3 separate regions of the Homo sapiens genome follow, and regions 1 and 3 are each linked to region 2. The links are chromatin contacts, found by Hi-C or POLR2A ChIA-PET in ENCODE. All regions are on one chromosome and are shown on one strand. Each heading gives the region's core, a stretch centred on a gene start or an enhancer-like site at or near the end of the contact. The rest is flanking DNA. Distances are from core to core; before and after follow the strand shown.

Region 1 (3,786 bases), core at 230-2,729, 540 kb before region 2:
AGTCAGAGTATTTTACCATATGGTCATTAATTTTTCAGCATTATAAAAATTGAGAAAATTTATTTATTTTCAAAAAATGTTTAACACTAACACTTAACCCTACACTAAAAATAAAAAGCAACAATGTCTAGAAATATGTTTTGTTCCATCATAGCTTCCATTGTTAAAATGTAGAACAAGCTGTCAAAATTCAAACACCCCTTAGCGCCAAAAAAAAAATCATTCTGTTTGACTTAGGAGCCTCCTCTTGGTATGATTTGCTTCACCCTAACTGAATTTATTGAGGATTACAGAGGTTGTGCATTGAAGTGTCCCTTCCAAAACCCAAACAAATCTCTCACACAAAGAGGACAACAGTAAAAGAAGCATGCAATTTACCAGGGCAGGCTGCTTACTGTCTTTTTTTTCTGATTTGCTTTACTTGTTTTAGTTTATGTTTTCATAAATCCTGTTTTGTTTAGCAACAGGTGTAACCCAGCTGCACCCACCCTAAAGTTGCTGTCTTTCTATTTCAGACTGTCTCCTGACATGGAATGACTCCAGAAGGCTCAGCCAAGAAAATAATTATGACAAGCTCAGAGAAATCTATAAAATGTTTAAATAGCTAACTAGCATGTTAACTACTGGAGGAAGCAGGTAGAATTAAATGGAAATATTAACTTTGAGATTAAAAAAATAAGAAGACAGAAAGAAAGCAAGCCCCAGGAAAAGTAAGGGAAAGGAGCAGTGAGCCAGGAGCGAGAGGAGGCTGGCCTTGGAAGCAGCGACAGTCTGAAAATATAGGTGCTGTAAAATATTTACTTGTCCTAAGTGCTTTCTCCTCCCCTGCCTGGTTGTGCCAACTCACAACCTCTTGTAAACTCTTCCATTTTTTATGGTTTTCTAGGGGCAGATGCTTATCAGCTGAAAGGTGAACTGCAACTATTTCACAGAAAATAAACTCAGAGTATGTTTATGTGATTGTTACTCTAAGACAGCAAGAAAAAAAAAATGAATTCAGCACACGAGCCATTTTAAAAATCTTGATCCTCGCCAAACCCCAAACCAAATTTGTGTCTTACACTGTTCTCTTCAGCCCCCTTTCACGTTCCTCCCCACAAGAATATAATCATTTGGACAACCCTAAGAGTCGCAAGCTAAGTCACTATTGTCACAGCTTGGCTTGTCTGGCAGTTTGGACACTGCCCAGTGTCCCCTCCAGGGAGCAGAGGAATCCGTGTAAAGATTTTACTTAATCATTATTTTTAACCTTTGGGGGTTGCAGCTAATGATATGAAAAAAGCCTTCAAAACCACACAATATACTGGGGCATAAAAATGGCCTATATTTGAAAATAACTCCAAGTTTAGCTGTTTTGGAATAAAGCAAATGTTTAAAGTAGCCTGAAGTGAAACTTGAATGTTTCAATAGGCCCAGCTGCCTCTGAGGCTGGCGTGGGGCTCGGGGAGGAAGCGGTGGTTTCTCTTTGAAGCCTGGCTGCAACAAGTCCAGGAGCGGCCAAATTGCAGAGAGAAGCTGCCTCCCCAGCCTGCAGGTCCCCCCGAGAGCTGCTGAGACAGAGCCATCATCATCTCACTTCTTTCCTGAAGGCAGAAAAAGAGGAGGAAAACAAGAAACACAAAAGGAGGACTTGGAAGATTTAGGGCTCTGAGTGCAAACGTTTTTGTGGCAATTAAAGTTTAAAGAAACCAAGCTGGCCCGCAGCAGGAGGAACTATGTTGAACACCAAGCAAACTGAGGAGGAGAGAATTGGAGTTTTTATTTTCTGCTTTGATAAAACAAACAAATAAACAGACAGACAAAAAAACTGGGATCCAAGAAACGAAGGAGACAAGATGACCGAGTGGGAACATGTCTCCAATGGGTTGTTTCATTTTTTGTTTCCGGTAATGAACCACCAGCAAATCCGAAGTACCCTACACCCTACATTGTCCCCTCCTTGTCTTCTAAGTGACCTAGTAGCAAGCTTTTTTTTTTTTTTTCCAAATTCTGTGGTCTATAGTGTATGTCAGAAGAGAACCTCCTCCCCCATCCTCTTTTCTCAGCTGAAGACTGGCTCCCTATGTCACTAAGATTACAAAAGAGGAACTTCCAAGCACTCCCATGTCCATAAATACTCACCTTTGTTTGCAAACCTCACATTCTGCTTCCTCTCCTGTCACTCTGTATGAACAGTCCATAACCCTTCGGCCACCCTCCACCTATGCGCTGGAACCCAAATGCACTCACCTACTCCAGGACATCATTTGTCCCCTGTCTCTTCTGCTGCATCATCAACTTCTACTTTTGACTATATTATTCCCACATACAAACATGCTGCAATTCTCCCATTTCAGGGGAAAAAAGTTTCTCTTTACCCCACTTCACCACCAGCTACCATCCCATCTTCTGGTCCCCTTTATGATAAAACTATGAAAAGCATAATTTATATCAGTGCTGTCCAGTAGCCATATAATGTGAGCCACATCTGTCATTTTAATTTTTCTAGTAGCCACATGAAAAAAATTTAAAAAGAAACAAATGAAATTAATTTTAATAATAAATTTTTGGAGTTATTTTCAGATATAGGCCATTTTTATGCCCCAGTTCTGTACAGCCCCAATTTCTCCTCCTTCCATCCTCTTTTGAACCCATGTCTCAGGGTTTTGCCTTCACCACTCAACTGACACTGCTCTTATCAAAGTCTCCAATAATTTGCTCTATCTAGAGGTCAATTCTCAGCCTATCACTTGCTTGACCTGTCACACTGTATTAGTCAATGTTCTCTAAAGGGACAGAACTAATTGGACAGATGAATGTATGAAGGGGAGTTTGTTAGGAGAACTGACTCACATGATCACAAGGTTAAGTCTCACAATAGGCCATCTGCAAGCTAAGAAGCCAGGAAGCCAGTCTGAGTCCCAAAACCTCAAAAGCAGGAAAGCTGACAGTGTAGCCTTCAGTCTGTGGCCAAAGGCCCAAGAGCCCCTGGCAAACCACTGGTGTAAGTCCAAGAGTCCAAGAACTTGGAGTCTGATGTTTGAGGGCAGGAAGCATTCAGCACAAGAGAAAGATGGAGACCAGAAGACTCAGCCAGTCTAGTCCTTCCACATTCTTCTGCCTGCTTTTATCCTAGCTGTGCTGGCAGCTGATTAGATTGTGCCCACCAAGACTGATGGTGGGGTCTGTGCCTCCCAGTCCACTGACTCAAATGTTAATCTCCTTTGGCAACATCCCCACAGACACACCCAGGAACAATACTTTGCATCCTTCAATCCTATCAAGTTGACACTCAATATTTACCATTAAGCGGCATTTAACCCAGCAGATCACTCTTTCCTGCTTGATAAACTTTCTTCCCTTGGCTTCCAGGATACCACCACACTCTCCTGGCTTTCCCCTTACCTCACTGGTTGCTGCTCCCCCGTCACCTTTGCTGGTTTATTCTCGTCTTTTCGCCCTCTAAATTATGTGCCAGTGGAAAGTCCCAGCACTCATTCTTCCATCCTCTTTACTTTTCTAGTCACTCTGTCTCCTGGATGCTGTCATCCACCTATTTGTTGACAAATCTCCACCCTGGATCTCCCTTCTGAACTCCAGCCCCATAATCTCCCTTCAGGCCCATGTATCTCCATTTGGACATCGCAAGGCCTATCAAACCTAATGTGTGCAGAAATTGATCTCCTGATTACCACCCTTGAAACTTTCTTCTCCTGCTACTTATCTCATCTCAGGATATGGCAACTTCTTGCTCCGGTCTTGAGAACATCCTTGTTCATCTTTCTCATACACTACCTCCAATCCTTC
Region 2 (3,639 bases), core at 412-2,911:
CTGATTAAGAACCAGCCTGGAGGAGGATCATGGTTTCTCTGAAACAAGAAGGAGGTGAGGGTTGATGCGGAAGGTATATTAGAAATGCTTCAAGCACTTGATGCTTTGAGGGTTTGGGGATTTGAGTTTGGGTTTGTTTTTTAAGCTTAACAATGTGAAAAAGATGTCAAATAACTTTTCTGAACTGTGGCAATCAGAGCCTTGTCCAGAATCATAACTTAATGGCTTTTTGGCTCTCAATTTGATGGTCAGTTTGGCTAACCAACACTTTTTAATTCTGTGTTATTTATTACTCAGTTGATCCCCCCCATAATATGTTAAAAGCCTACTTCCAACCTGTTAAAATGTACCCTTGGAGTGCTGTCCAGATTCACCATTAAAATAGTGTCTTTCCAGTCTTATGTATTTTATTCAGCAGTTACTACAGTACTTTTTTTTTTTTTTTTGACAGGATCTCATTCTGTTGCCCAGGCTGGAGTCCAGTGGTGTGATCACAGCTCACTGAAGCTTTGACCTCCTAGGCTCAAGCTATCTTCCTGCCTCAGGCTCCTGAGTAGCTGGGACTATAGGCACATGCCACTATACCTGGCTAATTTTTAATTTTTTGTAGAAACTGGGTCTCGCTATGTTGCCCAGGCTGGTCTCGAACTCCTGGGTTCAAGCATTCCTGACACTTTGGCCTCCCAAAGTGCTGGGATTACAGGCATGAGATGCCATGCCTGGCCATATTTTTATTTTTAAATCTTTCTATTTAAATAAGGAGAGGGAGAGAGAGAGAAAGCTCTAGGTGCATTTTTTCCAAATGGACACCTTGCCATGTTTTCAACACACATCTAAAGCCTGAATTGAGAGTATAATTTTTCTGTAGATACATCACCTTGAGGAATTTTATAAACTTCAGTTTCCTCATCTGAGAAATGAGGTAGTTGGATTAGATGAACTGGCTCATCAAGTGAGTATAAGGAGCCTTCCAAATTTAAGAATTATTAACATTTCCCGGAAGACTAACCAGGCAATTTTTCTTCTTTAGGTTTGACTTTCTGAGATGTCATGGCTTAGTATTCTTTAAGCAAATTCTGGAATGTTCTTGTCCCTTTGGAATAATTGTAATGTGGATTTGTTCTGTGCAACTGATGATATTCTAATGTGTTTGGGCAGGTTTAAGTCTAAATTTCCAAAGTCTCACACCTGTGGTTTTACCAAAAAGGTACTGCTCAAGGAAACCAGTGATGGGCAAAGGATGCATGGTATAGCTATGATGCAAGAGCGCCCTCTGCAGGCCATGCGAAGATGAGTCTCTTTCTTAAAGGGTAGCTTTTCCGCTCTTTGTGTAGAGTACAACCCTTCCCTTCCTCCTGTAGCATTCTCATCAAGAAACATTTGTTTAGTGCTTACCCTGAGCTAGGCACAGTGTGCTTAGGGCTGGGAACACAAAAATAAAAGCATCCTAGGCTTAAAGGATCTCACGGTCTAATGGGGTACATCCCAATCAGATCATTATAATGCAACCTGAGAGGTGTGTCACTGGAGCTGTGCCTCATGTCCCCATTAGTTTGCAATCACAAGTTGCACACAAGAGCCGAAATCAAACTGTACAGTACAATGCTTTTTTGTTAGGAGAGAAGGACTGGTGACTCACCCTAGCATTTTCTCTTTGCACAGAAACAGATGCCCTGCCCAGAAGCAACACGGCTAATGGGTGCCACCGTGGAGACCCAGGCAACCTGAGAGTAGTCCTGACAGCCAGACCTCCAGGGTGGAAATGGGAAGGTCTACAGAGAAAGGTCAGGATTTAACAGGGAAATGGAGGAGGGCAAGAATGGGGGTCAGGAGGTATCTACGCATTTTGATATGAAATTAAGAAGTTCATTTAAAATATACAACCAAGGCCCGTGACACTTTTTGTAACAAGATTCTAGCTTATCTTCCCACTAGATTTTGTTGGACTTTTTTCAAATTGTATCTGATTGTGTTTTTCAAACTAGGCCAGGAGGGCCCCTCAACTTCTAAAATACAAAAATTCTTTCTGCTCCTCTTTTCAAATCTTCTCAGATTCTGGACACACCCAGAAATTCCATGTGCCTTTTTACTCCCTTAATCCTGTTAACTTTTTGTCTCTTCTTAGCAATGACTTCCTTTCATTTTAGAGAAAGTTCTGCTGGTAACATACTGTATAAGCCAGGAGAGAAAAAGAACTTGAAAGAGGAACACATTTTTCTTCATTTTTTTTTTTTCAAAAAAGGTAAGGGAAAAAAATAAAGGAAGTGGAGAAATATACTACTCAGTACAGTTGTCAAACAAATTTCTTGGAACCATGGCCTACAAGAATACCTATCTTAACTGCATTGCACTAGAAACCACATTTTCATATTCCTTTTGTGATAATTCTAAGATAATGAATTAGATGTTAGCCATTGTTTTCCAGAATAGAATTTCTGGAGTTACTGGTAGTTCAGGGAATTTTAGTCACAAGATATATATTTTCTGTACCTTTGTGTGTGTGTATATGTGTGTATGCATATATACTTATATACATGCACATATATACACATACACACAAACATGCATGTGCTATAGCTTTTGAATGGAGATATATGTGTGTGTACACACACACACATTCATTCATTCATTTATATCATACAGCTTCTCTGAAGAGCAACAGGAGAAAAATGCAGGAAATATAAAGGCAACCTGGGGTCAGTCCTATGCAGTGAGCTCTTTGAGGTCTCCATCAGAAATAAAAGATTTCAGTCTTTTTTGGCTGGGCACAGTGGCTCACACCTGTAATCCTAACACCTTGGGAGGCCAAGGTGGGAGGATTAACAAAAAATACAAAAATTAGCCGGGGGTGGTGGTGGGAGCCTGTAGTCCCAGCTACTTGGGAGGCTAAGATGGTAGGATCACCTGAGCCAGGGAGATGGAGGCTGCGGTGAGCCATGATCGCACCACTGCACACCAGCCTGGGTGACAGAGTGAGACCCTGTCCTAAAAAAAAAAAAAAAAAAAAATCAATCTTTTCATAGTTATTCAAATTAAAACAACAAAATAGAGATGTGAAGACTTGGCTCAGGAAGATTCAGTCATCTCAACAGTCACTGTAAAGAACTGCCATCAGACTCCTTTTGACTCTAAATGGCAAAGGATACCAACACTGTTCTTCCTAGGAAGCTAATCTATAGTTAAAATAGGCACATTGCATAGCTCTGTGTATCTACAGTGTTGTAATTGTCTAACAGAGTGGAGATACTAAATGTACTCAGTGCATAAAACACATTTTATTTAAAATAGAGAGGAAATTCCTGAGGGAACAATAAAATCAAGGATGTTACAGTAATTTCATGAGCCATCCAGATATAATTACCAACAAATAAAAATAAAATATTTCATAATGCTCTGTTTTATTTAAATATTGGCTTATAAGGCATTGTTCTGTTATTTTCTTTGGTTAAAACAAAGTTTTTAAAATCAATATCTCATACTTGTTAGTATGTATTAGTGGGAAACCTTTATAATAAAGTAATTTTATGTGCAAAAGCTGCCTAGTTTCCAGCTCTGGGGCATTCCGGGAGCACAAACCTCAGGGGCATCATTATGGCCCAAAAAACCTGGGGATTGAGTTGACGGGGCTTTACCCAAGAG
Region 3 (3,416 bases), core at 470-2,969, 620 kb before region 2:
CTTTGACAGAGGGGAGCCCCTCAAGTGCATCTTTGGAGGGGACAAGACACTGCTTGATATCCTGAAACATAAAGAGGCAGCATGCATCACTCAGCCACATAGCCCACATGTCACTTCTATCAGTGAAGCCTTTCAGTTTCCACCCTTGTGCTCCTGGCAAATGTGATGGCCCCGATGGCTCTTTGCTCAGTGTGATGGCCCCAGGCACCCTTTGCTCATCTTATGTTCACTTAAGTGGCTGACTGTCCCACGAGTAGAAGCCGGGAGCAGGAGCCACAGTATCTCAGTGATCTTTGTGTCCTCCACCTCTTACCTAGAACATAAGAGGTCCTCGGTAAGTTTATCAAATGACTCCCTGAACAAATGCACATTAGGGAATGTAAATCTTCTTTTCAGATACTGCTCTTGTCTCATCCACCAGTTGCCTTTAAGCAAGTCATTGGTTTTCAATTTGTGTGTGTGTGTGTGAACAAAAAGCTTCTTCACACCAAGTCTTACTTGGAAGACCCTGGCCCCCCAATATATAACATGATAATAGTGAAGTTCATCTTGTTCACATAAAATGGGGAGGCCGTGGGAGCCTCAGTACCACCCACTTGCCATCCCCTCAGCTAAAATCCTCCACATATATAAGTTCTTTTACTTTTCTCTGACTCAAGCCAAATCTTTCTCCCCTCGTGGCAGCTTCTCTCTGATCATCCCAGCCACGGGGGCCCTGCCCGTTTCTGAACTCCTAGGAGTCCTACTGTGTACTCTTGTAACATATACAGAGTTTGTACCAATGAACACTCACATTCACTAAGTCTTGCTGAAGGCCAAGTCCAGTGACATGCACTTTACATACTTATCTCATTTAATCCTCAGGGCAATCCTAGGAGGTATATACTCTCACTATCTCCACTTTACTCATGAGAAAATAGAGGCTCAGAGAGGTTAAGCAATTTGCCAGGGTCATATAGCTATGAACTAGCAGCACTAGGATTTAAACCCCGAGCTAACCCATTTACTGTTTCTACTTTTGATGTGCCATTATTTGATCTTTTCAAGTATATTGTGAACTGAATTGTAGAAACTGCATCTCTACTTCTTTCTCTTGTTGCCCGATTTTTAATACAATGCCTTTAGCAAGAGTATAATTAATAATTTCAGATTAACAAATTCCCCAAAGTATATTGTATCTTTCCTCACTTCTGCCTCCTCTAACATCTGTCTGGCTAGAGGCTGTCAGCTGCTGCATTGGCTATGGTCTCACTTTCTTTCTTCCCCGAAGAAAATTGTCTTTCTGAAGCCTGCAAAGGAAGTCTCCACTGCTGAAAATATTAAGCACTTTCTCCAAAGGCTGGAAGCTAAGCAGGAGTTTCACAGGAGGGAAAAAACAACAGTGACCCCCTCAAATGGAGAGGGGAGGCTCAAGACAGGAAATCGAAGGTAAGGTCAGAGCAGCTCCAGGGAGCAGGGAGATGGACTGAAAGTGAGACTATTTAGATTTTTACCATTTGGGACTCTCCCTGCAGTTTAACTTGACTACATTTTAAAAACAGCCAAGTAGTGAAAGCCCTGCTCTCTGTGAACTCTGGCCTCTCTGCCTGTTTGGGATGTCAGAGAAAGGCTGCACTTTGTGTGAGGCAGCCCCAAGGGGCCACCCGGTGGCCTAGGTGGGGTGATTGATTGGGAGAAGTCCCAGGGGCACCGCCTTCCCGCCACTGCCTTGCACCTGCACTGCGGATAAACAGAGGCTGTGGTCTGCAGGCCCCCCCCCACCCGCCCCCGCCTGACCTACCCCCAGCCTTCGCCTCCTCTGGGCCTCACCCCATGGGGCCCTCTTACTTGAAAATTAACCACAGGCTTAAAGTGAAAAGAGAAGAGGCCTACACTGGCCCAAAGCATAGGCAAGTGAAATAGACAGCAAATAGAGCCACAATAATGCAGGCACCTCTGCACTCGAATAATGCAGGCACCTCTGCACTCGAATCTTAGAATCTGTTCCCTCTCATGAAACTCAATTCCAGTTTTTTTGGCCTTTACTACGGTATATGTCACAAGATTGCCAAAATGTCAGATGGTTAACCACCTTTCATTCTGATTGCTGATTTGAAAAGTTTAAAGTTAATTGGGGATTTCAACAGAAGTCTTCTTTATCTTAAAGTATTTGAAACATTTATCTTTTCTTTGGAAATATAATAAATAGTCTTCAATACCAATATATTTACAACATACTTAATAACTAATCAAATTTTCTCTTTAATGACCTTTGCACTATGCACATGAGCAATGTCTTTAAAAACAAAACACACGCACAGGCATGCACACCCACAGAGCAAAACATGCTTTGAAAAAGGAAAGCAAGAGACAGGGAATAGACATGGTTAGGTGACTGTGCACACGGTTGTGCTTTCTGACTGAGACAAAAAACAAAATTGTTTTTAAGATATATATATTCTATTATTGTACTATGCACTAATGAAAGTTGCTATTGTTATAGATAGATACAAAAACTTAACACAAAACCCTTAGTAAGTGCTGAATTTAAAATGTTCAATGTTGCCTATCAATTTCCTGAGTCTCCTAAGACCTAAATCATATGGATAGCTTTTTGCCCTGCATCCTTTACTTCTTTCTCTTTCTTTAGAAAAATCAGAATAGATTATGCCACATATGGAGTTAAAAAAACACATAGTCTGAAGGAAAGTTGTCTGCAGAGAGAGAAAACAAATAAATAAATAAGTCTACAAATAAACCCAACAGCAAAAGCCACCACAAGTAAGTTGAAAGCAAGTCAACTAGAAAAAAATTGCAGATTGTATCACAAGGGATTCATTTCCTTTATACATAAAGAACTCTGACAAATCACTAAAAAAAACTTCAACAATCCAATGTAAAAAATGAGCAAAATAAATAAACGAACAGCTCACAGAAAATGAACTGAATGTAGCCATTTAAAGTATGAAAAGATGCTTACTCCTCTCAAATGGAAAGACTGAAAAAGAAGAATGTTGGGGGAATAAGCTTATGAGGGGTGAGAAGATATAAAACCTTTACAGAGGATAATTTAGCCAAATATGTCAAAATTGCAAATGCATTTACTCTTTGACCTAGAAATCCCAATTCTAGAAATTAATCCTATGTATGTTATTTTACAGGTGTGAAGTGACATACAACATTATTTACTACCACACTGTAATAGCAAAAAGTACTTTTAGAAATCCAAATGCCAGTCAACAAGGGTCTAGTTAAATGAATTACAGTTCAGCTCCACAATTTTTTATTTGAAACCCTGGGTTTTGATGTGGTTTGCATGTCAGAATGTTTTGAAATTTAGAAAGCTCATATGGGGCATTGAACCTTATATATCAGTCCTTGTATCAGTCTAAGTCACGTTTTGCCACCAAATGAGTTTGCTATTTGGTTCACAGAGG

The links. A loop is a pair of places that touch in the nucleus more often than their neighbours do. ChIA-PET counts read pairs that join two places held with the same protein, here RNA polymerase II (POLR2A). Pooled maps may share reads with other maps.
Region 1: a map of left cardiac atrium shows a loop between it and region 2 (3-fold over the local background). The contact joins two enhancer-like sites. A Hi-C loop is called at or near these places in 23 of 168 maps with a recorded cell type or tissue (GM12878, GM13976, IMR-90 and 14 more), 5 of 37 single-sample maps with no recorded cell type and 12 of 50 pooled maps. POLR2A ChIA-PET finds 5 or more read pairs at or near these places in 3 of 52 experiments (CD8-positive, alpha-beta memory T cell, activated CD8-positive, alpha-beta T cell and activated T-cell).
Region 3: a map of B cell shows a loop between it and region 2 (18-fold over the local background). The contact joins two enhancer-like sites. A Hi-C loop is called at or near these places in 1 of 168 maps with a recorded cell type or tissue (B cell), 3 of 37 single-sample maps with no recorded cell type and 8 of 50 pooled maps. POLR2A ChIA-PET finds 5 or more read pairs at or near these places in 2 of 52 experiments (PC-3 and activated CD4-positive, alpha-beta T cell).

What each region holds. Positions count from the first base shown.
Region 1 is chr13:50,510,409-50,514,194 of GRCh38, reverse strand. All of the region lies in intron 5 of DLEU1 (deleted in lymphocytic leukemia 1), which reads right to left. Among named protein-coding and RNA genes, the nearest start is that of DLEU1-AS1, 15 kb to the left of the region's middle. Within about 2 kb of position 1,479, at least 33 of the 41 ENCODE cell types and tissues checked have a DNase peak (open chromatin) inside an H3K27ac peak, as active enhancers do.
Region 2 is chr13:49,974,478-49,978,116 of GRCh38, reverse strand. No RefSeq gene overlaps it. Among named protein-coding and RNA genes, the nearest start is that of MIR3613, 20 kb to the left of the region's middle. RefSeq lists a silencer at 1,130-1,424. Within about 2 kb of position 1,661, at least 5 of the 41 ENCODE cell types and tissues checked have a DNase peak (open chromatin) inside an H3K27ac peak, as active enhancers do.
Region 3 is chr13:50,592,859-50,596,274 of GRCh38, reverse strand. No RefSeq gene overlaps it. Among named protein-coding and RNA genes, the nearest start is that of DLEU1-AS1, 67 kb to the right of the region's middle. RefSeq lists an enhancer at 1,299-1,498 and a silencer at 1,599-1,798. Within about 2 kb of position 1,719, at least 3 of the 41 ENCODE cell types and tissues checked have a DNase peak (open chromatin) inside an H3K27ac peak, as active enhancers do.